7 separate regions of the Mus musculus genome follow, and all the other regions are linked to region 1. Evidence: chromatin loops called from intact Hi-C (ENCODE). Cell type or tissue: left cerebral cortex. All regions are shown on one strand. Region 1 holds the start of Ntrk2 (neurotrophic tyrosine kinase, receptor, type 2). Region 2 has its middle 15 kb from the start of Gm34721. Region 3 overlaps Agtpbp1 (ATP/GTP binding protein 1). Region 4 overlaps Ntrk2 (neurotrophic tyrosine kinase, receptor, type 2). Region 5 has its middle 34 kb from the start of Gm34672. Region 6 has its middle 59 kb from the start of Gm34672. Region 7 overlaps Ntrk2 (neurotrophic tyrosine kinase, receptor, type 2).

The links. A loop is a pair of places that touch in the nucleus more often than their neighbours do. Peaks named below come from ENCODE experiments on the same cell type or tissue, not always from the same donor. Only the 100,000 strongest peaks of a DNase experiment are listed, where the experiment ranks them.
Region 2: it touches region 1 in a loop (6-fold over the local background); 7 of 42 quality-filtered maps call a loop at or near these places.
Region 3: it touches region 1 in a loop (4-fold over the local background); 5 of 42 quality-filtered maps call a loop at or near these places.
Region 4: it touches region 1 in a loop (10-fold over the local background); 3 of 42 quality-filtered maps call a loop at or near these places.
Region 5: a loop joins it to region 1, with 7 times the contacts of the local background. A loop is called at or near these places in 5 of 42 quality-filtered maps.
Region 6: it touches region 1 in a loop (2.3-fold over the local background); 2 of 42 quality-filtered maps call a loop at or near these places.
Region 7: a loop joins it to region 1, with 3.0 times the contacts of the local background. A loop is called at or near these places in 2 of 42 quality-filtered maps.

What each region holds. Positions count from the first base shown.
Region 1 is chr13:58,804,211-58,808,210 of GRCm38, forward strand. Ntrk2 (neurotrophic tyrosine kinase, receptor, type 2) reads left to right here and starts at 3,487. Exons shown (of 18, transcript NM_001025074.2): 1 at 3,487-3,803. In left cerebral cortex, a CTCF peak has its summit at 2,314 (motif pointing right); DNase peaks (open chromatin) are centred at 2,334, 2,845, 3,105 and 3,520; H3K4me3 peaks cover 1,983 bases; H3K27ac peaks cover 2,231 bases.
Region 2 is chr13:59,391,181-59,395,180 of GRCm38, forward strand. No RefSeq gene overlaps it. Among named protein-coding and RNA genes, the nearest start is that of Gm34721, 15 kb to the right of the region's middle. In left cerebral cortex, no CTCF peak of the experiment used is centred here; DNase peaks (open chromatin) are centred at 1,856, 2,301 and 2,518; H3K27ac peaks cover 1,239 bases.
Region 3 is chr13:59,487,469-59,491,468 of GRCm38, forward strand. All of the region lies in intron 17 of Agtpbp1 (ATP/GTP binding protein 1), which reads right to left. Among named protein-coding and RNA genes, the nearest start is that of Agtpbp1, 68 kb to the right of the region's middle. In left cerebral cortex, a CTCF peak has its summit at 1,879 (motif pointing left); DNase peaks (open chromatin) are centred at 1,925, 2,660 and 3,467; H3K27ac peaks cover 2,680 bases.
Region 4 is chr13:59,009,640-59,013,639 of GRCm38, forward strand. The region is part of intron 13 of Ntrk2 (neurotrophic tyrosine kinase, receptor, type 2); the gene reads left to right. Among named protein-coding and RNA genes, the nearest start is that of Gm53063, 62 kb to the right of the region's middle. In left cerebral cortex, no CTCF peak of the experiment used is centred here; DNase peaks (open chromatin) are centred at 2,049 and 2,428; H3K4me3 peaks cover 780 bases; H3K27ac peaks cover 3,399 bases.
Region 5 is chr13:59,287,356-59,291,355 of GRCm38, forward strand. No RefSeq gene overlaps it. Among named protein-coding and RNA genes, the nearest start is that of Gm34672, 34 kb to the left of the region's middle. In left cerebral cortex, a CTCF peak has its summit at 1,990; a DNase peak (open chromatin) is centred at 1,953.
Region 6 is chr13:59,312,583-59,316,582 of GRCm38, forward strand. No RefSeq gene overlaps it. Among named protein-coding and RNA genes, the nearest start is that of Gm34672, 59 kb to the left of the region's middle. In left cerebral cortex, a CTCF peak has its summit at 2,089 (motif pointing left); a DNase peak (open chromatin) is centred at 2,055.
Region 7 is chr13:59,093,257-59,097,256 of GRCm38, forward strand. The region is part of intron 16 of Ntrk2 (neurotrophic tyrosine kinase, receptor, type 2); the gene reads left to right. Among named protein-coding and RNA genes, the nearest start is that of Gm53063, 22 kb to the left of the region's middle. RefSeq lists an enhancer at 1-902. In left cerebral cortex, a CTCF peak has its summit at 1,614; DNase peaks (open chromatin) are centred at 1,669 and 2,528; H3K27ac peaks cover 3,891 bases.

The DNA of each region.
Region 1 (4,000 bases):
CTTTCTTTGTTTCTTTCTTTGTTTCTTTCTTTGTTCCTCTCTCTCTCTCTCTCTCTCTCTCTCTCTCTTTCTTTCTTTCTTTCTTTCTTTCTTTCTTTCTTTCTTTCTTTCTCTCTTTCTCTTTCTTTCTTTCCTGATTGGCCCAACCAGATGTCTATCAATGTTATTCATCTTAAAGAGCTGTTTTTTTTACGTGTTTTTGCTATTTTTTTCATTCTGGTTTGCATTATTCCATCTCTTTGGATTTCTTTGTGATAATTTGTTCTTTTACAGGTCCCAACACTCAAAGTCAATGTCACTGACTAGGGACATTTGTTCTTTTCCAGGATTGGGGTGTAGTGTTGTAGCGTTCTTCCTAACGGCTGGCTCAGTGGCTCCCTACAAATTCTGATGTGCTGTGATTTCACTTTTTACTTTTGATTCTTTTCATTGGCATAGATGCCTTGTGTCTGCGCAGGGATTGCCATAATTCCTTTGCGTCTCTGCAGGGATTGATATAGCTCCTTTGCATCTGCCCAGGGCTTTTACCCCTGGCTACAGGCGGTTTCACCTCTGAATATGCTAATCAAGATGGAGACTTCTTAGCTTTCATACACTCTCCTGTTGGGAGCCTTCTGCTCACTTTGATTTCCCTTGACTCTGCCACAGTCTTTCTTTGTTGTCCGATGCCCATTTGCTTAAACAACCCAGTCCTTTCTTATGTATTATTAGTTGTTTGGTTGAGAGACCAATCCTCAGTCAGAAGCAAAAGTTAGTGGAGTTTTGTCTTTGTATAACAGCTTTCTGGTCTCAAAGTTGATATGGATCTTCAAGTTTATAAGCTAAGAGAGCATTATCGTGTGTCCTGTTATTGTTCATGGTATTACCATTGTGAATGAGAGAACAACCCCCCCCCAAGCCCAGTGAAGGACTTACCTGGCTACTAGAGGAACTCGGAGTACAGGACTGCAGGACAAGAGGAACTGTGTCCAGGAAAGCTCACACAGAGGGCTGGCTGTGGTAGAGATTAGGTGAGGCATGCTTCAAATTCAAATTATTGTATTTGCCATTGAGCACATATTTAAACATGCCTACTGTGATCTGGAGCGAGTTTAATAAACACAGTTGATAATCATTCCTGCCTCTTCAACGTTTCCATAAACAGTCTGTTGAAAGGACAAAATAGTGTGGACCAAGACAAGACGGTGGCCCAAGGAACGGGGAGCAGGAAGTGGGCAGCCCATCCTAACTGAAGTGGCACGTAACAGTAGCATGTACTCGTTCTACAAATCCTGCAAATATTCCAGCATTCATTAGACTCTTCCTGTCTATAAACCACACAAACTCTGCCAGTCTTGGATGCCACGTCAATACTGTAGCCACCATCATAGAAATGGACATTTTCTGAGAAAAAATGGAGTGAGAGTAGGCATGAGTCTGGGGCACGCATGAGTGCGCAGGGGCGGGAGTGGGGCAGTAATTACTCCTCCCTTCCTCTTCAGTGTTCCTAGGGGTTTTTCCACAAAAGACACTGGCAAATGGAAGGAGAGATGGCTCAGTGAGTAGACACTTGGTCTGATCTCACCTTGCTCCCAGGACGCGTGATGGAAGGAGAAAATCAGCTTTCCTCTGATACCCTTGATTTGGTAACCCACACACATACACAATAAGGTGTGTGTGTGTGTGTACGCGCGCGCGCACGCACGTGTATGTGTCTGGAAAAGTCTCCCTAAAAGAACATTGGCAGCACAACTGTGTCTCCTGGACAAAGATGTCTTAGCTTTGGGGTTCTGTGCCTTGCCACAGCAGCAAAGGTGGCAGGCAGAACTGAGAAGTTATCTGAAGCTTGGGTGGTCCAAGCCCCCAAGGTGTATCAGGGCTCAGGGAAGGGGGTGAGGTGACCTGCTGGTTTTTGCTCCAGGCCTCGGCCGGCCGGGTGTTTTAAATGTGTAAGGATTATATTTCTATCCCTGGTGCATGACATCTATGTGAAAATCTTGCTAGATTGATTTTATTTCTTAGTGATGTTTAAGGCTGTGCGAAGACCCAAACATTTCCCCTGACATCATCCTTCTCATTTCTGGCCTTTTGCGGGCAGTTGGATGACTATTCTTATGTCTTAAATTGGACTCCAGCGCATTGTCTTGTGGTGCGTGGAGGACTTCAGAGGCAGGAGATTGTAGGGATCTGGTGAGAGGCGCACTGCCTGGGTAGCAATGTGCACACAGCGCGGCGGTTGCGCATCTGGAGCTGCAGTGCGCCGGTAGCGCAGTTCCTAATGCGGTGGTAGCAATGGCCCGAGGTACCGGAGCGTGCTGGGTTTCTTCTCCCCACGCGGGGGCACCAGAGCCCTCGAAAGTGTCAGGCACTGCGGCGCATCTACCAGATTCCCTTTTAAATGACTGCGGATGTGCGGGCGGTCGCAGCTACAAATGGTGAGAGGAGGCTCAGATCAGGCTCGCGAATGGCCCGCAGCGACCATTTAACTGCACCCGCACGTTTGTCACTCGACCCTCCGGAATCATCTCACGTGTCCCCACTGAGACTCTAGGGCGCTGCCGGAGCCCGGCCTCTCGGTAGCTGGAAGCACATCCTGCCTCGGGCAGCGCGGGTGCAGGGTACACGTTGGCGCACATGCACGCGCGCACACGAACACGCGCAAGGTACGGCAGGGCAGGGGACAGGGGCTTGGGTGCTCCGCGTGCGGGTGGGTGTCGCGGGGAGTGAAGCTGTGATCCTCAAATGGCTGCATCCTGCCAGGTTAAGGAATAAGAGAAGATGATGCGGAGCCATCCATTCCACAGGCCAGGGTCGGTGCAAAGCATTTAGGGAACCCACAGCGCGGCCGGCGCGCTCCCTTCCCACGCAGGGCTCTCTCTGTGGCGCAAACGGCAGGAGAAAGATCCATCAGAGCTACACTTGTGTCTGCAGGCTGTCTACACTTCTCTCTTGGCAGAAACCCCATCAGGAGAGCTTTGGAACCATCCACCCCTAAATAGGTAGTCCGGAACCCGGCAATGGTCCTTGGTTACTAACGTACAGCGCTATATATTTATTTTTGTACGGGGTGTAGCTTGTCTTCCCTATATTTTGGAAATAGCTTGCTTTCCCCTATGAGCATGGTGAGAAAGAAGAACGCGGCGGGGAGGGAGAGGGAAAGGAAAAGGAAAAGGGAGGATTCCTACAATACGAATCAGAGCATTTTTTTCAGAGCCTAACCAAACAGGGCTTCCATTTAAAAAAGGGGGAGCTAGTCTGTACTGCGATGTGGAAGAGATGTAAGAATTAGGGACCAAGGAAGCATCGCTGCATTTTAGATGTACCGGGGTCTAAAGGGGGCACACACACGCACACGCGCACACATGCACACCCGCACAGCTACCCCGCCAAGGTGTGTGCGTGCGCGCGAGTGTGAACTCCCACATGCTGCTGTCTGCGCCTGGCCGCTGGCACCAAGCCTCCTCCTCCCCGCTCGCCCCCAGATTCCCTCCCCTCCGCCTTGCTTTTGTCTGGAGGGTGCTATGCTATGCGTGTGTGCGTGTGTGTGCGCGCGCGCGTGTGTGAGCGTGTGTGTTTTTGGATTTCATACTAATTTTCTGGAGTTTCTGCCCCTGCTCTGCGTCAGCCCTCACGTCACTTCGCCAGCAGTAGCAGAGGCGGCGGCGGCGGCGGCCGCCGGTTAGAGCCCAGTCGCTGCTTCAGCTGCTGTTGCTGCTTCTGCAGCGCTCTGCTCCCTGCGCTTGCTACGGGAGGCCGGGGAAGCCGCGCGGACAGTCCTCGGTGGCCTGGGCCGGCACTGTCCTGCTACCGCAGTTGCTCCCCAGGTGGGATGTGCCGCGCCACCTGCCCACCTCCCCTCTCCCCCCGCGCCCAGCGGCCGGGGAGGATTCTGCAGCATCATTGGGGCCCCAGCGCTGCCGCAGCCTCTTTGGAGGGTCCTTGGCTTGGCCTATGCCATGGAATCTGCTCTCAAAGACCCGTTACCGACTTCTCATGCCTCGGCCTCAGGCTTGAAGGGAGG
Region 2 (4,000 bases), 590 kb after region 1:
GAGCCCCAACTGTTGACAAACACACACTTGGCCGAGGCAGAGTCTCCAAAGAAGGCTTCCCTTTGAAGTCTCCAGGCCTGTGTCTCGGCAGAAATGGGAATCTCATCTCCACTGATTGTGTGTATTTCTGTGTGTGTGAATGTGTGTCTTGTGTATGTTTCTGGGTGTGCCATGTGTGTATCTGTGTGTGCATGTGTGTATCTATGTGTATGCATGTTTATATTTCTCTGTGTGTGCGTGTGTGTTTCTGTGTGTGTTATGTGTGTGTTTCTGTGTATGTCTTGTGTGTGTATCTGTGTGAACATGTCCATGTATGTATCTGTGAGTCTGTGTGTATCTGTATGTGTGCCTGTGCATGTCTGTACCTGTGTGTGTGTGTGTGTGTGTGTGTGTGTGTGTGCACAGAGGCACAGGAGAACAAGTGTTCTGCTTCATCACTCTCTGTCCCATCCCCTTGAGACAGGATCTCTCACTGAATCCGGAGCTAGGCTGGCAAGCTCACATTCCCACCTGCCCTCCCAACCCCAGTGCCCCAGTGCTGCTTCGAGGCAAGCCCACCGTTTATGTGTGTGTTGGGATCTGAACACCTTATCCTCACAGAGCCAGCCCTCTTCCCCCCCCCCCCCCCCCCCCCCCGTGAGCCATCTCTCCAGCTCATCAGTGGAACTGTTTAATGCCGCAGGCCGTTTGCTCTGAGGTCTGCGTGAAGGCTGGATAAGTCCCAAATGGCGCTTTCACTCCGGGCTGGAAGGGTGTCAGGAGAAAATCCTCCAGCATCTACCTCTGCTTTGTCAGAGACAAATCAGCTCACTGAGTTGCCTCTGCGACAGTCAGCACCTAGCTCTCCCTCGGCGTGTACTTGGGAAGAGGAAGTAAAATCTTAACTTTATCTGAACCACTGGACCAGCCCCTCCCACTTTCACCTCTGGGAACATCCTTGATAAGAAGTGTCTGGACAGGGTCTGGACACCTCAGTCTTGGCCCCACGCTGTTTATGTAACAACAAGACTTAGAATGGAGCCTTGGGCCACTGTGCATAAGTTAGCCTGGGCAGGTGACAGTCAGTCACTCAGCCTGCTCACACCCGTACATCAACCATCCCAAGAATATCCTAGCCCTCAAGGCTTAGGGAAGTCCCTGCTGAACAGAGGTGTGTACGTTGCCTCACATCAGAGCTGAGGGAATCCAACATTGTCCACAGGACAGCCAATGTCTCATGCCTGACTTTTGTGGGATAGTCCTGGGAGCTCCTTTCTTTAATAATTTTAACCTTTAACCTTTGGCCTTTACCCAGTCACTGTGACTATAACACACTGTGGATGTTTCTGGCAAATCATCAGATGTGTGTGTGTGTGTGTGTGTGTGTGTGTGTGTGTGTTGTATATTTCTGACAACCCCTCGTACAGCCAGCCTTCCCTAGTTCCAGACAGACCTCAGCCCTAATGACATCAGAGTTACATCTTTTAGAATGTAACTCTGTCCTGTCCTTTTTCCTGATTCTCTATGTTTTCCTTTACTAAGACCCTTGTACCTTCTTAGTGCAATCTGTTCTGCAGTAGCCCTCCCCTGCTGTGTGCCTTGGATAAGAAACCCCCACCTCCTCCTTGTAACAATCATAATTGAAGAGGAGGCCAGGAATTTCAGAAGAAGCAAAATGGGGGAGGGGAGGGGCATGGAATCGGGGTGATACAAATGTGTATAGTTCTCAAAAATATAATTATTTTTAAAAAATGAAAAGATACTTGCAAGCAGAGAAGAGGATATGAGTCACCTACAGCCGTGTATTGTGGAATCTGACAGGTTAACCGCAGTACCCATCTGTCCTCGTTCCCCAGGCTAGAGCCTACACCAGCTGAACAAACAGGTAGCTAAAGAATATGGGTGTCAGTCTCTGAGGCAGCTTGAGGTGACCAGGTGACTAAGTAGTGGCCACTGGTATGAAATAAACATGTGATGTGGGACCCCCTTGGGGACAGCTTGAAGGAAGTAGGAACACAGACAGGAATGGTGGCATCTGGCAGCTTCTTGCCCCACAAGAGGAAGTCATGTCCCAAGGCTGGTAGAACAGGGAGACCAAGGAAGTCTGGCTTCTGGAGACTCTCCGAAGCCCCTGCCAGGAGTGAACTGTCTTCACATTTCTTCCTTACAAGGAGCAAGTGACCCAGTGTTTTGAGCTACCGTTCTTCTGGATTCTCTGGCCCACACAGCTGGGTCTTTCCTAACCAAAGCAGGGGTGTGTGCTGCCACCTCCTGAGGGACTGAGCAGGGCTCCCCCGGCCTCAGCAGCAGCGCAAAGATGATTCATTTAAAAGCCTTCTATTCTGGATACTACCCTCTCCGTTTCCTACAAACCCAATTACCAAGAGAACAATTGGATTTTTCCAAGTCCCTCAGAATGTTCTCTTTAAATGTTCTTGGTATTAAATAGTAACAGAATTTAAATGGCATCAACAGAACACACAGATGTGACGTGGTGATGAGTTACATAAATGAGAGAGAGAGAGAGAGAGAGAGAGAGAGAGAGAGAACGAGCCCTGGCACACAGGAGCCCAGGGACTGTGGCCAAGATGGAACGGCGTCAGAGCACAACAGGCTGACAGATCTGCCTCTGGCTTCCAGCTGCCTTCTTGCACGCAGACCCTTCTCTGGTTTAGGCTAATCTTTTCTGTCCATGGAGGGTAATATTAAAGGACCAGGACCATACCACTGTTCTGAGCACCAGGGTTGACAGTGAGTGAGTCCGTGTCACCGCCCTGCCAGTCATTGAGCTGTGGGTGGGTCTGCACTGGGTACTGTGCCACTACTTTCTCTTCTTCGTGGCAAAGTCCCTGTGAAGGGCCCCACTGTTGCTTTACCCATCGGTAAATGATATGGAGAGAAGTTGAATCTCATCCTCAAATTCCTCAGCAACCAAGAGGCAGGGTGGGGATTTGAACCCAGCCCTTGTGACTCCCCAGAGCCTGTGCACTCAGCCACACTGCACTGTGAAAGGTAGATGCAGTTGCTGGGCAGTGGTGGCACATGCCTTTAATCCCAGCATTCGGGAGGCAGAGGCAGGTGGATTTCAGAGTTTGAGGCCAGCCTGGTCTACAAAGTGAGTTCCAGGACAGCCAGGACTATACAGAAAAAAAAAAAAAAAAAAAGGAGGAGGAGGAGGGAGGAGGGGGAGGTGGGAGAGGAAGGGGAAGAGGAGAGGGAAGAGGAGGAGGGAGAGAAAGGATGGGGGAAAAGAAGAGGAAAGAAGAAACCAACCAGTATTTGATTAGCTCACACTTTTCACCCAGAGGGCCGGGATACATTCTGCTAGTAAAGCCTGGCCAGGGTGAACCCCCAGGACACAGACTTCTGCCCGTGTTTGTGGCTTCTGCTCTCCACTGGCACACAGGACCTCTGAGCCTCACATCTACATGACAAGCGGAAAGAAGCAAGGAGAACACAAAAGTATGCCCCCAAATTCCTAGCAGACAGCCTCTTGTGGGCACTAGTACCTGCAAGGGATTGTGGGTGAATGAATGTCCTTAGTGCGTCTGTTGGTAAGGCAGGGCTGGGGGTTGGAGCTTGGGTGGTGGGGCAGATAATCTGCATTACAACCTTGAAACTGATTTCTCAAGCTTACCATCCTCCACAGAGTTTCCAGGACCCTGCCCCTGCCTGCAGCCATGCCCAATAAATCCCCTCACCCTGATCCCAGCCTTCCTCTCCTGCCACCCACAACAGAGGGACCCTAGCACCACTCCGTGACCTCCGCTATCCACCAGGCTTTCAGAAAACCATCCAAGAGTTTATATCCCAGGCTACATTTTCGGAGCTTTGGTGAGGCTTGACTTTTAAACTAGAATTTGGAAAGAATGTTCCAGAACACAGCCTTTCTCCAGCTGAGTGTGAGCCATGCTGTAAGACTCGAGTGGTTGCCGTGACTTAGATATGCCTTCAAGCATCTTGGAGATACCATAAAAGATACAGAGGCACTTCAACACAGAGTCCGTAGAAACTTAGTGTG
Region 3 (4,000 bases), 680 kb after region 1:
GCAAATTCCAACTCGGCCACACACAGACACATGGCCGTATGGCCTTTGATAGAGTGCTACGCACTGTCTACACTGCTGGCTCTTCAGTGAGTGAGCACGGGCATCGGACTGTGCTAAAATACGCCAAGACCTGCACAAGGCGAGCACTTGGTGACGGACACTCACCCAAGGTATTGTCATTTCCCTCTCAGTACCTGAAGACTCACACTGTCACTGCACACTTAAATCACATCTGAGTCCCTGACCCTCACCGAGCCATTTAAACCTCAAGTTTCACCCTCCTACAGACAGAACACCTTACATAACAGCCGAGTACTGGAGCAGAAAAAGGCTCAGGCTGAGGTTAAGGATGCTCTGATCTTTTTAAACAATGTATCCTAATATTACTTTTTAAAGTACAGTATTAATTCTGAAAAGAGAAAGCAATACTCAAGAGTTCTGACTGAATATATTCGGGAAAGCTAGGCTGCAACACTAAGAGTCAATCTAAGGAAGTGACTCCGATTCCCTAAGTCATTATCTATTCAACATAACACAGAAAGGCTGCGTCTGAGTAACGATATTGAGTAAACTATGAAGTTGCCACAGACTCAAACAGCGGCACCAGCCTTTAATGAAAGCGAAGTAAAAGCCAGGGTCAGTAATCAGAGCAAGCATGAGGGGCCGAGTCGCCAGCGCCACCCTACAGGAGCTGGTCCTCCCAGACAGGCCTGGGGTCAGGTTTGCTCAGCATGTACCCTCCCTCCTGTGAGAGTCGCACTTCACGGTGAGAACATAGCGATGTGACCGGTTATGGGCAGAGCAAGGTCAGCATCTGCACAAAGAAACATGGGAAATAAACTCTAGGAAACAAGGGGAACACACACACTGGTCTCGCGCAGCAGACTGTAGCTCAGTTCAGCAAGCAGCTGGACACATGCTAGCCGGAAAGACTGAAAATGCCTTTGAGCTAAACTCTTTTATTGATTTAAAAGAAGAAAGTCTAACTTAAATGGGAATCCAAGGACTAGAAGGTACTTCCTGTATTAATGTCAGTTCCCTGATCCTAACCATCATGCTACAGTGACACACAAGAAAGCCATGGTTTGTAGAAAATGGATACAAGGAGATCCAGAGTGCCAAGGCACCATTTCAGATGTCAGCATCTTAGCAAAGTAACACTTCAAGTTTTTTCAACGTAAAACTTCTAGAAAGCATTGGGAGTTATGAAATATTGCTCAGTAGATGACAATTTTGCCTTACAGGCCTGAGGACCTGAGCTTCGATGCCCAGAACCCTCAGAAAAAACCAGATGCAGAAGCCTGTTTGTAATCCCAGCACATTCATACCAGGATGGGAAGAAACAGGAGGATTCTGGGAGCTCTCTAGCTAAGTAGACTGCTATACACAGCTGTAAACAATACAGGTCCTGACTCCAGATGGAAGGCAAGGAGGTAGTCCTCCCACCTCAGCACTATCTCAAAGCATGCATGCACATATTATACACATCATTCATATATATATATACATACACACACACACACACACACACACACACACATATACACCATACACACAAAACACACATATACTCAAACAACACACCATACATCTCATACATACTATATACATAAATACACACATACATGTGCCATATATACAAACATACATGCATGCATACCTACATACACACACACACACACAAAGTTGATTATCTTAAATTAGACTGGGGTCTTTGACAAGTGTCTTGTGCATGCTCACTTTATGTTACAAGCAGGATTGTTATGGTCGATTTATATAAGAAGGAGTTAAAACCCCCTTGAGCCTGAGAGACATGCAGGGAGAGAATGAAACAGAAGCTTGAAACTGAAGCTATCACTAAATGCAAAACTGCCATCTGGTGGCAATTTAAGAAAATCCATTTCAAGTAACAGCTAAAGAGGGTGTGGAGATAGTGACACAAATGTTCAAATTTAGCAATTCAGACAACATTACCACAGCAGTACATTCAAGCTGCTCTAGGATCGTCTGTGAAGACTTCTTAGTAGAATCAGCTAAAAAAAAGTCTTAGGGGGAAGGGGGTAACTAAAGAAATGAAAGCAATTCTGGCACTGCCCATCTTGGTGAGCCCTACCAAAGGCCTCTACCCACCAAGTCCATTTCTATGTGCACAGCACTCAGCGTCCCACAGGCAAAATGCCCAAGCCTCCCACAAAGTCAAACAGAAGGCAAACTAGCCTCCTAAGTACTATGGCCTCCTTCATCAGTTTATGCTTTCCACCACAAATGATTTCTTTAGTCATCAAAGGCTCCCAGTGCTCATTATATTAACTGTGCATCCTGCTCTAAGTACATACAATGCGAATTCAAGTTTACAAAAAATCCTCACTTTTTTCAGCCTCTACTGATGTAAAACCGAGCCAGCTTCAGTTTTATTCGGTATTAACCTAGCAGATCCAAAACTGGTCTTATTTTTAAAAGTCTAGCTACCTAAACAGCTTGCTCTACCTTTTATCCTAACTTCATAGATATTATTTACAAATATATGAAAGAAAAAAGAACATTCATAGCATGTTTTATTGGATTCCAGAAAGAGCCTGGAATAAAGTTAGGTGGAGACTGAGAAAAGTTCAGCTCGTGGTCTGTAGTGTTGGGGGTGGTTCAATCGCACAGACACGCTCCATGCCATGTGGAGTCCTTGCAGGAACCATCATAAAGTGAGGGAGGGTGGCTGAGAGAAGAAGAAGAGAGGAGGAGGAAGGGGAAGAAGGAAGAGGATGAGAGGAGGAGGAAGGGGGAGAAGGGGAGAAGGAGGGGAGAGGAATAGAGGAGGAAGAGGAAGAAGGGGAGAGGGAGAGAGAAGGAAGAGGAAGGAAGAGAAAGGAAGAGAGGAGGAAGGGGAAGGAGGTGAAAGGAAAAGAGAAGGAAGAGAAAGGAGGAGAGGGGAGAGGAGAAGGGAGGGGGAGGAGGGGAGAGGTAGAAGGGAGGAGGGGAGAGGAAGAGAGGAGGAAGAAGGGGAAGGAGAAGAGAGGAAGAGAGGAGTAGGAAGAGAAAAGAGGGGAAAGGAAGAGAGGAGGAGGAAGGGGAGGAAAAGAAAGGAGGAGGAAGGGGAAGGGGGAGAAGAAGAGAAGAGGAAGGGGAAGGAGAGGAGATGGAGATGGGAAATGGAGATGGGAGATGGAGGGCAGTCATGAGGAAGGGGAGGAGAGGAAGGAAGCAGCAAGCAGCACCAGACAAACACTAGACATTTCATTTTAACTCAGTTATAATCATCTATATTAATGACAAAGGGTCAAAGAACAAACCCCTTTCTCCATTTATAAAACCAGCTGCCAACCATGTACCAAACTAATTACAATTTACAAATATAGGAACAAAACTGAAGGCAAATACAGTGGAAGACTTAACTGCAACACTGTTAAAGGACACACAGGGCGTGGAAAGCTACAGTCGTCTATATGCCAAATTACACTCAACTGGCACTGGCAGGCTTTCAAATGAGGACTTAACACAGTAAAACCAAACTGGAACTCGAATGAGACACACACAAGGTATAAACCAACAAACAAGCACTGGCTGGGTCTTCCTTTCTCTCCATGAAGTCAGTGGGCATTAACTGCACTACAGACAACACATCTTATTTCTAATTACCTATTAAATCAAAACGGACTGGATATATTTCAAGGTTACTTCAAATCCAAGAAATGTTGCAAATAATAAAGTCTACATGTTTGTAAGCAAAATTAATTAAACTTTGACAATAGCAAGGATTTAACCCAAATAATTAAGCCAGGAAAATAATATAGTAAACCCTTTCCCTAGTTTTGTAGTCAAATAAAGATAGCAAGATTAAAAACAGAAATATTAAAATCTGGAAGGGATATAAAATTAAGTTATAATAAAGAGGAAATTTTAAAAGCTTTGATCATCTCCAAAAAAAAAAAAAAACAAACAAATTAAAGAAGTAAAGAAAAGTACTAATTTGCAGGGAGGTAAAGGTCAAAATTAAAGAAAACTTCTA
Region 4 (4,000 bases), 210 kb after region 1:
TTTTTATTGATGTCCGTGGATGTGTTTCCATCCATTAGACTACAGAATTGAATGTTATAAATTAGCAGAAACACAAAACGACACTATTTTCTTAAGATGTCCCGCGCTGTAACTTAATTTGTTTGGCCCAGACAATATGTCATATTCAAAAATAAAAAATAAATCTTTACTCCCGTGTGCCACATTAAAACTATTTTTAAGGAGGCACCCTTCGGCCATCGTGATGGGAGATGGATATCAGCTGGGAGCAGCAGAGACGGTTTGTAACCCAGTCTGGTTCATTTCCCGGATGGTGGAGGAGGTTTCCACCATAAGAAGTTAAAACTGCTTTGAAATCATGCAGCAGCCAGAAAACAAATCACGTATCTGAATCTATTTGCCCTTGTTTCGGGTCAAAGTCTGCAGATTATCCACAGGACAGTTCTCTTGCTTAAAGTTCACTGGGCTTTGCTGTGGGGCAGGCTTGGTTTTCTGGGAGAGAGCCAAGGTAGGCAAAGAGGAGTCCTTAACTTGGCTTTCATAGCAGTGTGAGGTTCCCCAGGACATGACCTCCAAATTAACATCAACTTTGAGACCCAGTTTCTAAGAAGGGGACAGAATTCCATATTCTTCATATATCATAACAACATCTTGAACATGGGAAACCTGGAGGAGCCGGAACTGAGCTGCGATCATCTGTCTGTTCACCTAGAGTCTACTGCTAAGTACTGCCTCTTGCCCCCAGTCTAGCTGCTTCTAGAACCATTTCCAAATGAGCCAGAGACAAGTAGAGTTGAATTATTACTATCCTTCCTTTGTTCTTTCCTTCCTTCTCTCCTTCCTTCTTTCCCTCCTTCCCTCCCTCCCTTCTTCCTTCTCTCCCTTCCTCCTTCCGTCTCTCCTTCCCTCTTTTTCTTTCCTTCATCTTGTTCCCTCTAATTTCTTCCTGTTTCTTTTTTTTTGTTGTTGTTGTTCATCTGTTATGTCTCCATCTCCAACACCCATTTCTCCCCTTCCCCCCAACCTCGGACTGTGTGTGTGTGTGTTTCTCTCTCCTTTTCCTCTGCAGAGATTAGATTTATTTACATGCAAGGAAATGTACCAGCCTTAAATAGACTATTCCATGAGCTTTGGCCAGGATATCATCCTGTATAAACCAAACAAACCCCCATTAAGACCCAGAGCACCCTTCTCTTTCCAGAGAAGTCTCATCTCTTTGGTGGCTATCCTCCCAATCTCTCTGTTGACCCTGTCTGAAAGGCAGTCGAGGTTCTCAGCTTAAGAGGTAGAGGCATTCTGACAGCTCGGTGGGCATTATATGCATGGAACCCTGCGGTGCTTGTAATATATTGGGTGTGACAACTGACAAATCAAAGCCCAGAATGCTTTTCTTTGTGTGAATTCCTGCACAAGAGAGCGGTCGCCCCAGCAGCCATCCCTGACTGCTCAGCAGTTTGGAAGTTGTCAACGATGAGGTCCTTATTTTAGTGTCTCTACTGGCCTGCAAAAGCTTTTCACTGACTGTGGACGTGCAGGTCAGCGCATGACACTGCTGGGTAGGGTGGCACGCCTGTGCAGACACCGCGGATGCAGACACGGTGTTTACTGCCAAGCCTGTCTTTGTGTCTGCAAGTCGGACTCTGTATTATTGATTTTATTCTGATTGTTCCTTGAGACAAAGGATGAAATTGTTTCTTTCAAAGCAGTGTGTGACCTGAAGGGGAGAGCTAGATGCACGTAGCAAGGGCAGGGTGAATAGTCTCAGCCAAGCAGGCAGACGCTGCCCTTCTGACTCCAACGCATAGGTTTAGTTATCTTTTTTCCAAATCCACAAAGCTCCTTGGACAACAGGAAATAATACACTCAAGTTTACAAGATAGCTGCTTTACATGCAAAAAGCGAAGAGAGGGCAGCGTAGGGGAGACGCGTCCCCAGGAGGGCTCTCACCCCAAGCGCCCTGCTGAGGCATCGTCACGTGGTCACTGTGCAGCGCAGGTGCGGAGTCTGGCCAGCTTAGAGGGATTCAGATACTCAGAAGTCTCGCAGGAGCCAGCCCTGCACGTGCAGTGGTCTGACTCCACCTCCAAAATGTTTGGTAGCCCAGACTGCATCCTGACACGTGACCCAGGAAATCAGCCACTCTGAATCTCACCGCCTCCTTGAGAGCGCTCCAGCTGAGAGCTGGTTCTGCTTCAAATTGTAGATGCTTCATTTACTGGGACACAGTGTGGATAACCAGACCTGGGCGGTCATGCTCAAACCCACCCCCCTCCCCCGCCTTCCCCGCCCCCAGCAGATCACTTTACTGAGCTTTGCATGGTAGTGGCACAGCAGCTGCTCCCTTAAGGCAAGGTGGAGCTCTTCCTTAGTTTATCACTTTTCAGCTTCCCCAGTTTTCTGCTCTGTCTCAGTGCATGGCCCAGTTAGACTCTATTTGGCCAAAAATGGACAGATTCCCTTATTCAGCGCCCAATCTCCCCAGAAGTATCCGGCCTACACTTTCTGGTACTCACAGCTGGCGAAGAACAAGAGATAAGAATTTCACATATGGGAATATTGAAGTCGTGTAAAAATGATCATCCGAGCAGCAGTTCATCTACATTAATCTCCCTGTGAAACTAAGCCCCCAAATATATTTAAACACGAGGGTGGCAGACGTCAAATTAATAAATGGCCATATGTATCTCCAAACAGCAGATAACCATCAATCATCTGCAACATTGTCTATGACTATTTCAAAACCCCACACAGAGCCAGGGATACAATTCATAGGGCTTTTTCTCTAATTAGCTCCAGACAGCACTTAGTAGGTAGGGGGCGGGGAGTGGGATCAGACAGGCATCAAAGATAATACCACATGAGCAATTCGGATCTGCTGAAATAAAACCACAGGAAAATATGAATGCTTATGACTCAAGTTTATCCAACTAATAATGGGTGGGTGGGGGTAAAATTCTAACCCTGAGATAACAGGGCAACCTGAGACAATGACCTACAGAAGATGTTATCTGCACTCAGGACAAAGAGAAGGAAGTGAAGGGACCAGAGGCAGCAGAGTACTGCGAGCAAAAGGAAACCAAAGGCCCGGAGGTTCGGAGGGAGATGTTCTTCTTCAACCTGTTTTGTGAAGGGCCTGAACTCTAAAGCAGCTGTTTGGATAGAGACTTCCCCTGCCTGGCTCCAGGGAGATACCTGGACCAGTTCCTGCAAGAGAAGATCTGGAAGCTTGTTGGCTCTGTTATCATGACCCATCTTAGAGCAGCAGACTTTGATGGAAGGCTTTTCAAACTGCTTTTCCCTGCAAGGATCTGGCCCCAAAGCAGCTTTCTCCCTCCTGAAGTTTGTTCTGGTTGCAGAGAATCTAATCCTGAGAGAGTGGTTGGGACATTTCTCCACCTTTGCCTGGAGTCACAAGAAAAAAAATATTGTCAGAAAGGTCAGGCCCCTCCGTGGGGCCTTCTTGGGAAAGTTTATGCCTTTTATTTAAACTGACGCTTGTTGTTTCTTTAAATGTTGGGGGAGGGAGCCTCTCAGCTCCCGATGGTACTCAATTATAGACAGGGATCTAAAATGCCTTGGATCTTTGGGGAGTTCTGCATTGGGGGGAAACAAGGCTCTCCAGGCCTGTGTCCCTAGGGCTTGCTCCTCTCTCCTGATTGCAGTAGAGGGCTTTGGTTGGTGGGTAGGTGTTGGAGGAACTGTGACCCAATGTCACAAGACGAATAAATGTGTCTGTTCTATAAGGAAGTCTTAGTTTCTGGGCACCATTTTTCTAAGATGATCGATAGGGTGGCCTCATTTGCATTTCTCTCCTCTGTTTTTAGTAAGTCTCCTCATTGTATCCTGCCCCCACCCCCTGAGCATCAGTCCTGGTCTCATCTCCCTTCTCCTCTCTCTCTCTTCTTCATGGGCATGCATGTCAATTATTTTCTTCAGGTGAGATCTATAGGAAACCAATCACATCATATATTTCTCCTCCTCCTCCTCCTCCTCCTTCTGACATTGGCCAGTTTGATTACAT
Region 5 (4,000 bases), 480 kb after region 1:
ATATGCATTCATATACATATGGATATATATCCAATGCTTTTTATTTTCTTTCCTTAAAGTTATACAAAAACACCGTTTCAATGTATTTTTAAAATTCAATAAAAGCCAAATTTCAAACTTTAGATGAACCTGGATCTAGGCCTCAGATCAGTGCTGGCATACACTGTTGCTGAACTTCAGGGGAAAGACAAAGACAGTTTATATCCAACCCACAACAAACCACACGTGTTTCCCTGGTGCCAATCCACAAGACACAACCCACCCCGATGCAACCAGAGAAGCCCTACTTATTAATGAATGCTTTTATCGATGTTTCCTCGTGCGGCAACTCAATCAAAAAGGCAGCATAAAAATAAATTAGCTGAGGATGTGAGGTCTTATTTTACAAATGATAGCACTCAAAAGGTTTAATGTCTGCCACGCAGACTAAGACCGCTGGGGTCTCCCTGCCCTGAGGGAGCAATTTCTGTCCATACAGGAGCTTGCTGATATAGTGAGGTATTTACTAGACCCTTCACGTTCCAACTCAGGATGTAAGACACATATCCACAAACCACACAGCAACGGAATCTACCCCATGGCATGCAGCAAACGCACTTATTTTAAGTAGTTACCATGGGGATCCATCAAGAGCATAACACCTGGTGCATCTACAGAATGCTGTGACCCAACACTATGAGCAGCTACACGAGCCATGTTGCCACACACACACTTTGACAGCTGTATACTGAACACTGCTGTGTCTTTGGCATCTGCCGGGGCCACGAACATCTTTTTGCCCACAGACAAGGGAAACCAGGAGTGTTAATCATGCAGGAGTATCTCCTTAAATGAGGAAGAACCTGTTTTCCACCCAGAACGCTAGGAGTGGATATTGTTAATGACCTGGAGACCTTTTGCTATTTGTAGAGGCAGACTTCACCCAAGCACTCCAGACTTTTCCATCCCAGACGTTCCCTCCCATGGCCTTTAGCTCTCAGGCAATAGAGCATATCTTTAGCAGGGGATGTCACATATAATCCACAGCCTGCTGACCTCTGTGCTGTCCCTGTCAGAGACCCCGCTAGAGTCTAAGCCTTTGAGCTCTAGAATACATCTTCATGTTCACATGTACTTTGTAAAGGGGTTTCTATGTAGCCATGCCTTAAGCTTTATTGTGCACCTGGAATTGGAATGAGTGTTGCCTGGAAACTTTTCCCCCAATTCTATTGTTTAAATATGCCGCCAATAAACTGCCAGGCATCGGACTCTTTAGATGTTTGATTCAGTTTGATGAAGTCAAGTCGAACCGAGTTTTCTTTTCTTTTCTTTTTTTTTTTTATTCCCTCAGTGACTTCTGCAGGGACCCTCTCAGGCATCTCTTTCCAAATGTACCTATTAGATCATACACACTGAGCCCTCAGAGGGTATCTAGGTGCAGATGCCAAAGGACCCTGTGAGACACACTCGATGGTTCTGAATGTTCAATGTCCCTCCCATAACTGGGCACACCTACCTCGGTACTTCCTCACCTAGAACTAAGGATCCAAACTGAGATGTACTAGATTTAAAAAAAAGAAAGCCTGACATTTGCTCTCTCTCTCTCTCTCTCTCTCTCTCTCTCTCTCAACCTCTTTCTGCCACTTCCTCCCACTAGGCAAATTGTTGTTCCTTCCTCTGGGGGTCCACAGAGGTTCCTGCCTCCTCTTCCGAAGATGTACTGAATTGCTAACTCCTTGTATTCATTTCATAAGTTTGCTATGCACCAGTGCTCAGCCCTTTAACACAAGGGCAGTAGGTTTAATAGCGTGAATAGACTCAGAAGACCACAAAAGACCACAGAAGACTAAACTGGGCAAAAGAACAGAGTCCCAAAGGAAGACTACACGCACACGCACATCTTTGATGCCACGGATGTGGGGTGAGTGGTTAACCAGTCTGGAAGATGTGGGCTCAGTGTCTCCCCAGAACAGGCTGCCAACCTAGAACACCAGTGCCCTCCCATGGACAAGCTGCAAAGACCGGTAAAGCACAGCCCTCAGCCCTGAGGCTCATCACCCCACCCTGAAGTGAGGATGTCACGGTGTCTTCCCCACCTGCAGAAAGATCTGCTCCTGCTTCGCTCTTCACTCCTGACACCGCGGAGGACCGCTTCTTCCAGCTGCTTCCAGCCCGGTCAAGCATAAATCTCAGTACAACTCGAGTCATGAACGGAAGTATCATTTACCGATTAGTAAGACTCATTTCCTGGGGCTGAGGAGACGGCTCTCGGTGGGAAAGTGTTTGCTTAACAAAAGCATGAGGACCAGAGTTCAAATCTCCCCACACCCTTAAAGCCAAGTGTTAACAGCACTTGCCTGTCACCTCAAGGTGCCAGACTAAACTCAATGTCAAGATTTGGGTTCAGTGCGGAAACCCTGTCTCAAAAACTAAGGTGGAGAGCTATAGAGTACGCTGCATGAGACCAGCCTCACAATACTGGGCATGGTTCAGAGCAGTGTGTTGGGGAGAGGGGTGTAAGCCTGAAAGACAAACTTAAGTTACTAGACTCATGCACATTATGTTAACTAATGCTCTGGATAACTCTGAATACATGGGTGACAGTGTGTTCTGATATGTTACATTCAAAAGATCGGCTCCTTCACTCTGCTTGTAGCGCAATGGCTACAGCAGAGGGAAGCCTTCATTAAGGGGCTCCCTGTCTCCTAGTGCCTGTCACACAGGGGCACGAATTTGAGAGACTGGGAGCCAGGCTGCCTTTCCAGACCTTGAGATCAATCTGATTGTTAAGCCACTTTCTTTGCGTTCTGACAATCTAAGGTAAGTCTTGATCCTTAATGAACAAAAGAGGAAGCATTCAAGAACCCTCGTGTTTCTCTTTACCTGTGAAAGGCTCGTCTTCATGGTGTAAGTACAAACAGCGTCACTCCTTGCATCCAAGCTTAGCTTAGTTCCCAGCCCTGGTACAGCACAGAAACCCATCCCAGCAATACAGCAGCTAACATCTTTCCTATGATCTTTTAAAGCAGGACCAAGGGAAGCCAGTGCAGCCCAGAAATGAAGTAGGTGAAGTTGTGGTGGTCAAAGCCGGCCATGCTAGTCACACGTCATTGTTAACACTGTCTTTGGTGTCTTCACTCTTACAGGGCCTGGTAGAAGAAGCCCCTAGTGGAGGCCAGAATGTTTAACTTCAGGATTAGAGAGGCCCTGGGAGAAAGCCCCTCCACACAGCTTGGAGGGTGAGCTTTATGTCCTATGAAGACTAACACCAAGAGAATTCTGTGAACTGCCGATTCTCATCCATGTGCTCTCTGTTCCACACAGAGCACACACTTGGAATGGTCCCCATAGGGAAAACAGACCAGTTAGGAGCTGAAAAGTAGCCAGGTTCCTGTTGAAGATCTGTAATCCCAGTTGTTTAGAAGGCTGAGGCAGAAGGATCCTAAGTTCAAGGCTGGCCTAGGCAGATCAGTAAAACCCACTCTCAAAGAAAGAAGTAAAGGCGGGGCCGGGCCAGGCATTGTCACAGCCAACTGTTTTTGATGCTTGATAGCAAGAGAGAAAGAAAGAAAGAAAGAAAGAAAGAAAGAAAGAAAGAAAGAAAGAAAGAAAGAAAGAGAGAAAGAAAGAGAGAAAGAGAGATAGAGAAGTAGGAAGGAAGGAAAGAAAGAAAGAGAGAGAGAGAGAAAGAAAAAGGAAGAGAGAGAAAGGAAGAGAGAAAGAGAGAGTAAGGAAGAGAGAGAGAAAGGAAGAGAGAGAAAGGAAGAGAGAAAGGAAGAAAGATGGGAGGGAGGGAGAGAGGGAGGGGGAGGGGGACTGGGAGAGAGAGAAAGAGAGAGGTGGATACAGAAATGAAGAGAGAAAAGGAAAAAGAAGGAGGTGAGGAAGGATCGCCAGGTATGGCGGGAAATCTACCTTACAAACCAGTTGCGTGCTGAAAGCTCAGAGGTGTGCATCTTTTCCTTGAAGGTCTTATTCTGCATGGCAATATTTCCCATCAGAAAAATACTGGAGGACCCCA
Region 6 (4,000 bases), 510 kb after region 1:
ACACCTGTACTTGTACACATATACATATACACAAAATTAAAAATAAATAATTGGAGGATGTCGGGTCCTTAGGAACACACCTTTATTAGGGATAATGGGACCCTAATCTCTTCCAACTCTCTCTCTACTTCCATTGCCACCTGATCCACCATGGCAGAACCTTGCTGGGGACCAGGACGAAATGGGGCCAACTGACTGTGGGCTTAAAGCTTGGAAAATGTAAACCAGGTGGATCTCATTTTACCTCGTTGATTTATCCTGGGTGTTTGTTACATAAACAAAAAGCTATCACTTCTTCCGTAAGCCTGTAAGAACCCAAAGACGACTGTCTCTCAACTACTGTAATACATTTGCCCATCATCAGACGTTAAATCACATCGAGTCTGCCTACCTCATCCATCCACCAACTGCCTACTTGTCTCCATTTCCAGTTGGTGTGTATGCCTTAAATGATTCCTGCTGTCCCACGAGTCTGCCTTCCTCCAATCTCACTCCCTCCCGCCCACTTAATACATTAGCCTATAAAATATTCTCAACATGATCATCATCTTTTGAAAAAGCCTTGACTGGCATCGTACGCCCTTCAGATGGAAGCTTGGTTCTTAGATCTCTTAGCCCTCCATTATCAGACCCTTCCACCTCTCTTCTTAGCCATCACTCACAAGACCTCACCTTCCACAGGAAACATAGCAAACTATGAACTTCTTTGAGTTCCCAGGCCAATTGCGATCTCCTGTGTCAGTCTTAATCCATCCCTTGCCTGCAATGGCCTCCTTCCTCATCCAATGGGCTCATCATTTTAGACTTCCTTCCTCGCGCTCTTCCCAAAGCCAAATTGGGCACTCTCCCCCCTTCTATGTCTCTCTCTGCCTCTGTCTCTCTTCTGCACCCCTTAACCTGCATTACAAATAGTAAGATCCAATGTTGCCATCAACTTGCACTATAAAAAGATACAATTTTGCCATCATTTGTTCCGCTTGTCTGTCTACTACTGAAGTACTATGTAAAGTACCATGCTCCTTGAACTAACATGTGCCCCTGTGCTTTGCAGTCCCTGGCATATTAGAGACATGGCACTGTTCTCTGTTAAGTGATTAATCCAGTCTCTCCAACCCTTTCTTCTTTGCCCACAAGAGCACCCGTGATCTTGATTGCTTTCCTCCATCACTCTACATATCCACAAGTTCATTAACACTCCATATAAATGTACTACCAAAGCTCAGACTTGCTCCTAACCTGCCTGTCAGATCCAATTGCTGTCTTCTGCTCCAACTCCAAGCTGACTACTGCCTGCATCACAATCCCAAAACACAGGCTCCTAGTGGGTCAGTATCTCTGCCAAAGACCTACTGGAACTTAGTTTCTCCGTATGGGAATTAACAACGACTCAGCCGTATGGCTGTATAAAATATGCATTAAGCAGAACGCAATGCCTATTAATGAAACATTGATGCATCTGTTTATCTGGCCAATTATTTGAAAATAGCCTGGACCTTTTCCAGACGATGATTTCAGCTTGGCATCCTGTAGTGTGAAAGCCATTGCTGGACTGTGCTACTAGGATGTACTTGGTAGGTAAGTTGTTTTCCTGCATGCATGCATAGTTTTATTCTCTGGTGTCTTTCTGAGGCAGTGAGGTCCAGAGAGCCTCTCCATTTGGCAGCAGTCAGGGATTTAACTTACTATCCCGAAAGGCTTCTCTTCTGGCTCCCATTTCCCGGCTCTTATTTTAACAGATCTCCTCCTCTGTGCTACAGTTTCTCATCCTTTATTTTGTTTTTTTCTAAACATCCATTATCCACAACAAGTCTTATCTCCCTGCAAGACCAGATGACATTCCCTTAGCAACATTTTCTATAGCTTTTTAGCATTCTTGTACATAATTCAATCATTTTTACATTAAAAAAAAACCTCAAGGGGTAGAGATGGCTCAGTGGTTATGTGCACTGCTGCTCTTCCAGTGAACCAGGATTTGGTTCCTACACACACACACACACACACACACACACCAGCTGATAACCATCTGTAACTCCAGTTTCAGGAGATCCAGTGCCCTCTTCTGGCTTCTGTGGGTACTGCATGCATGTGGTGCACAGACATACACACAAGCAAAACACCCATGCACTTAAAAACAAAATAATTATATTTTTTTTAAAAAATACCTCCGAGCCTTCAAAAAAGTAAAGAAAACACAAAAGTGCATTTTATTGTGTGACTAAACAGCAACATGCACAGAAGATAGCCATTGCAGAGAACTGACATCTAATCTTTCATCATTAATAGCTGTGTAAATAAACACCAGAGGCAACATGATCAATGGCCAACTACAAATAAGTTGAAAATACTGTTGGTATAAAGATAGATTTATGGATTTATATGTAAATTACTCTGCAAACTGGGACTAGAAAACTAACAGAAGAAAGGCCAGACAAAAGAGTAGACATATTTGCATATCCCTATCCACACATACACATACATACGCAGAGGTCAGGTGACGGCCTTTCCCGTCACCCATTTCCTGATTTAAAGAAAGCTGTGACACACAAAAATCACTTCCTTGATTCTCACGTGGTTAGGAGCAGGCTTCCCAAGGTCGAGTGTCAGTCAAGTTGCTAAACTCCACCCCTTTGGGCACTTAGTCTCATTTCTCCGACCCGGTCTCCCCATATTTATGGGAAAGTTTCCTGAACTTTTATACCCCCCAAAGCATGTGAGTCTGGGATATTAAAACTATTGCAGGGTTGGAGATGTAGCTGAGGGGCAAAACGTGGGCCCATCAGGCATGGAGCCCTGGGTACAATCTCCACATCTTCAAATATCCTGCAAACACCAACATGTATATGATACAAACACTAATTTAAAATGAGAAAAATAGTTAGAGGTAGTGGTATACCCTCTAATACTAGCTTTCAGATGGCTAAAGCAGGAGGCTCTCCACTTGAGGTCAACCTGGTCTGTCTGTCTGTCTGTCTGTCTGTCTGTCTGCCTGCCTGTGTGTGTGTGTGTGTGTGTGTGTGTGTGTGTGTGTGTGTGTGTGTGTATGTGTGTGTGTGTGTGTAGCTCTGTGTGTGTCTGTGTGTGTGTTTGCATTTTTCCTCCATTTACACACTTCTGGTGAAATGTAACTTACAGATTATACTGAGAGACTGATATTAATGATAAATTAGGTGAATTACAAGAACCTTCTGTGATAAAAGTTATGTAAAGGTGGCCTCCTGAGGCAAGGCAAGCAGTACTATTTTCAGATGGTGGCTGAAGTTGAAGCTGGAGTCAGGGGCAGCAGACTAGGGGAGATTATGATATTCACACTTTTATATGAGTTCACAGCTCTAAGGAGAAAGCCTCTGAAAGGCTAAGGCTGATGGTGTGTGGCTGTTATTCTGAGTCCCCAAACACCTTCTTTCAGAGGTGCATGGTCCCTGTTTCCTCCGTGGAACACCAGCATCTTGGACCAGCGCCAAACATGATCTGATAAATCAGAGTGGATCCTAGACCTAGGCTGGTGTTTAATAAATGCTCAATAAATGGCTATTGAACGTTAGCCAAAGGGAAACTGCTTTTTCTCTGGCCCTACATGGTCTTCTAGGTGCAGGAGAAAATTGTGATCACAAGGGTTTAGAATAGTTTAGAACTTCAAAGTATGAGAGGAGGATTCAGAGAAGAGAGGGGAGGGGAAGAGGGGGGACTGGAGAGGGAGGGGGAAGAGGGAACAGAGGGAGAGAGGAGACAGAAGAGGGGAGAAAAAGGAGAGGGGGTAGAAAGGAGAGTGGGAGATGAGGTCAGAAGCCTGCTGACGGAAGACTGAAAGTCAAACGTCCGGCTTCACATACTGGTAATGGTTACAGCATATTCTGACTGTGACTGAATGTTCCACAAACAAGTAATTAAGGTAATCTTCATCTCAGGGGGTGGGGGAGTGGGGAAAAGCTAAGCTGCAACATGTTTTGAACAGCTGGGGAACAGAAGAAATACTGGAAGCAGAAAAAACACATGCAGCATC
Region 7 (4,000 bases), 290 kb after region 1:
GGGGAAGGGTGGGGGCTCTCAGAGTTAGTTATTTTTCACGGTCACCTGCCATCTACCAACTGCCGCAAAGGCCAGAAAACACAGCACGTCAGGTGTACTGTTGGAAAGAGGAAATGCACCGAACTTCACAGGCATCAGTGAGGTAGATTCTCATGCCCAGATAAAGTCTGCTTCTTGAGATCCAGGGAAATTCAGGAAGTAGGCTGGTGGAAATGGCAGCGAGTCAGAGCTGTAGTTCAGAGACCCAGGAGTCAGCAGCTTCATCTGTGAAATGGGCTTGCTAAGCGTATCCCCCCCAAAGACCCTGACTGGAGTGGGGTGGGCACTTCTCAAGTTCACCGGGAAGTGGAGTAGAGAATGGAATTGAAGCTGCCATCCATTTTCTGCTCCAGTGCCGTAGATAAAAATCCAGAAAGCATTGGGATGACAAACACCGCCCAATCTGACCTGGGCTGAGGAATTCTGTGTGTGTGTGTGGGGGGGGGGGGGTGTCTCCAAGCCTAGCTTCACCTTCAGTGCATTCTCTTTGCCAATGCACACAAACCACTCTGAGCTCCATACACATCTCAAACACACTGCCACAGGGCCTTTGCACATGCTGCAGTCTGCCTGGAATGACTTTCTTCTTTTTGGTTAATTACTTTTTAGTTGTTGTTGTTGTTGTTGTTTGGATAACAAGCCCCAACCTCTAACTAATCTTCCAGCCCAGAACAGATTATTCCATCATATCTAAGATATTGTCTGTGGAAATTAAAAATATCTTCCCGCATACTGGTAATTATTAATCTTCTGAACTCACTTCCTTTGGCCACTACAGTGTTATCTTCACCATGCCGGCCCCTCCAGGGATAAAACTGCTGCTGACAGAATCTGTATCCATGTTTTGGTTAGCTGGTGCCTGTTCAGTATTCTGAACATCATCTGTCCTAGTTTTTAATTTTTAATCTTATTTATTTATTTTCTTTGCTAGCATGGGCTGCCTGTGAGGGGTGTGTGTGTACAGGAGCGTGCGCTCCACTGCAGGCAGCTTTCAGGATTGAGTCTCTCCATCCGTCCGTCTCTGGGTCTGGTGATTGAGCTGGTCAGACTTGAACTTACCCTTCTCCAGCCCATCCTGTCTGTGCTGATGGGTGCCCCTTCCATGTGGCACTGGTCTCGAGATTTCCTAAGTACTTGACATTGTTTCCAATACTTACCTCCCCGACTCAGAGTTCTAGGCAGGTGAGGGCTGTGCGCATGGTTATTTCCCCATGTGTAACAAGGATAGATTGAAAGTGTGCACAAGGTCACTGGAGGAGAGCACAGACCCTGCTCAGTCACCATTGGGTTTGACCCTGAGTCACAGAAAGGAAGTACCAGCTTCAGAGGTGGGGACTGGGGGATGGAGAGAGCCCAGCCATCCGCCTGCACGCTCAGGTGGGCCCAGTGGTCTTCCAGTCCCCATCCTGTCTGCTTCCCCAGACCCCAGCAAGCCCTTTCCTTTCTTACCCTGACAACTGAGGCCTTGCTGTGGAGCTCTTTAGCATTCTGCATCCACATTCTGTTACCCTGACCCAGTTTCAGGCTTTGAAACTCAACTGCTGCTGACAGAATCTGTGCAGGGGTATGGCTCCCCCTCCCTGTTCCCTAAATAAAAGATGAAATCAGAATGGCCATGTAGATGCTGCCTCAAAACGGTGCTTTATTTAGAGAGAGGTGTTAGTTATTACTGGCTACTGGCATTTAACATTTGTTGGGTGAACAAAATCTGCCGAACGAACGCCGAGGAGAATGTGAAATGGACGAGCCTCCACCCAGGGTACGCTGGGGCCCAAATTAGACCCAGACAAACCAGTAATGTGCAGCAGCAAGGATGGGCCCACAGGGAGCCCCTCAGCAGTGTGGGTCCCTGAGAGACAGAGGTGGTACAACCATGTGTCTGAGATAGGAAGTAGACCTTGCTGAGGCCATTTTGAAATGCAGAGCAGGGTGAATCAAACACTCCCTGGGAGTCATTAGAGATGAGAAACCCTCTGGAAAGACAGTGGGATTCTGGAGGTCCCTTTCTGCGCTTAGCTTCTGCAAGACTGGGGCTCCTGTCAAGGTGCACTTCAGAAAGTGCTGCCTCTTCAGGCCTGTATCCCATGACAAGAGGCCAGAGGCACACCTCTGGACAGTGAGGTGGAATGGGCAAGAAGAGTCCTCTCTCTCCCTGACATAGCAGACTACATCACTGTGGGTGATCCAGACCTACCCAACTGAATGGAATCTAACAAACTGCAAACCTGGGTGGAGTCTGAGTGAGAAACTCAGAGGCTGCTCAGCTGGTTTTGCCCAGTGTGGCTCAAGCCACAGGACCTTTCCGAGCCCCGGTTTCTTAATCTAGGAAGTGGCAGTCACTGTTTTAGGCTTGCTGGCTTGCTGTAAGAACTAACACAGATGTCCATAAGAAACCATCGTATGGCCTGGGACACAGGTTGGCCGTGTTTCAAGCTCTCAGACATACCACCTTCGTCTAGACAACTAAACAGAAACTCCAGGCCAGGACCAGATTGAAGTTAATAATTCCAGACTCAAGGTTTTAACTCAACATCTCACACCAACTTGTCCAAAGATAATCACTCTGTAACAGAGGACAAGAAACATATGGAAACAACCCTTGAGATCCTCAGATAAAGCCAACAGATTCTTTCTAGTCCTTCCAAGTAGAACAATCCTGGAAAAGTAGGGAGGAGTGATCTTTAAAAGAAAAACGTATCTGATTCGCCACAAGCCCCAACTGTAACACGATGCTTAAACTGACTTAACAAAGAGCGCTGTTTTTTTTAACTGTGAAGCGATCACAATACTCTTTCAATTTGAACATTATTACGAACATATGAGACCAATGTACACAGGTCATAAAGATGTCAAAAGAGGGAATAGATTTAGCATGAAATATTAGCTCAGGAAACTGCATTTCTAAAGCCCTTAGCCTCTTCCCATTACTGCCAGAAATGACGGCCTCTGAAGTCAGCCTGCACAGCTTGGGAGGTGTCGATCTGAGGGGCTGAGCGGGACCTCCGTCAGTTTCCTACTCTGCCACACTTAAAAAATCAAAGCTACAGCTGGGAAGATGGCTTAGCAGCTGAGAGCACCAATTGCTTTTACAGAGAGGACTGGGATTCAGGTCCTAGTACCCACATGGCAGGTCAGAGCCATCAGTCACCCCCTTGGAGATCTGACACCCTCTTCTGGCCTCCACAGGCCTTGTACATTTGTGGCACACAGGCATACATGCAGGCAAAACACTCATTCACAAAACAAAAATAAATGTATTAAAAAGCAAGGGTGGAAGCCTCGTATAAGAGAGAAGGAGGAAAGCAAGACTTGATTCTTCTCCAGGAAACAGGGCATACTGTATAGGGCACAGGTGTACAGGGAACAGGTGTGCAGGGCACAGGTGTGCAGGACACAGATTTGCAAGACACAGGTGTGCAGGGCACAGGTGTGCAGGGAACAGGTGTACAGGACACAGATTTGCAAGACACAGGTGTGCAGGGCACAGTTTTGCAAGACACAGGTGTGCAGGGCACAGGTGTGCAGGACACAGATTTGCAAGACACAGGTGTGCAGGGCACAGGTGTTCAGGGAACAGGTGTGCAGGGAACAGGTGTGCAGGGAACAGGTGTGCAGGGAACAGGTGTACAGGACACAAATTTGCAAGACACAGGTGTGCAGGGCACAGGTGTCCAAGGCACAACCTTTTCAGCTTTCCACATTGAAAGTGGAGAAGCTTTCTGTTGTGTCTCTACCCTAACAGCACATAACTGAAGAGAATTTACCATGTATTGAAGGTCAAAGTCTACCCATGCTATCTGGGTCCTGGAAGACAGGTGGACAGTGCTAGGAGCCCATTATGCAAGGTGGAGCCAAAGAGCCAGAGCCCTTTAAGGGGCTAACCATACCATGGTATCCCATTAAAGATAAAACAGAAGGAGTATGAGACTAGAAGAGAGAGGGGTGGGGAGAGAAACAAGTT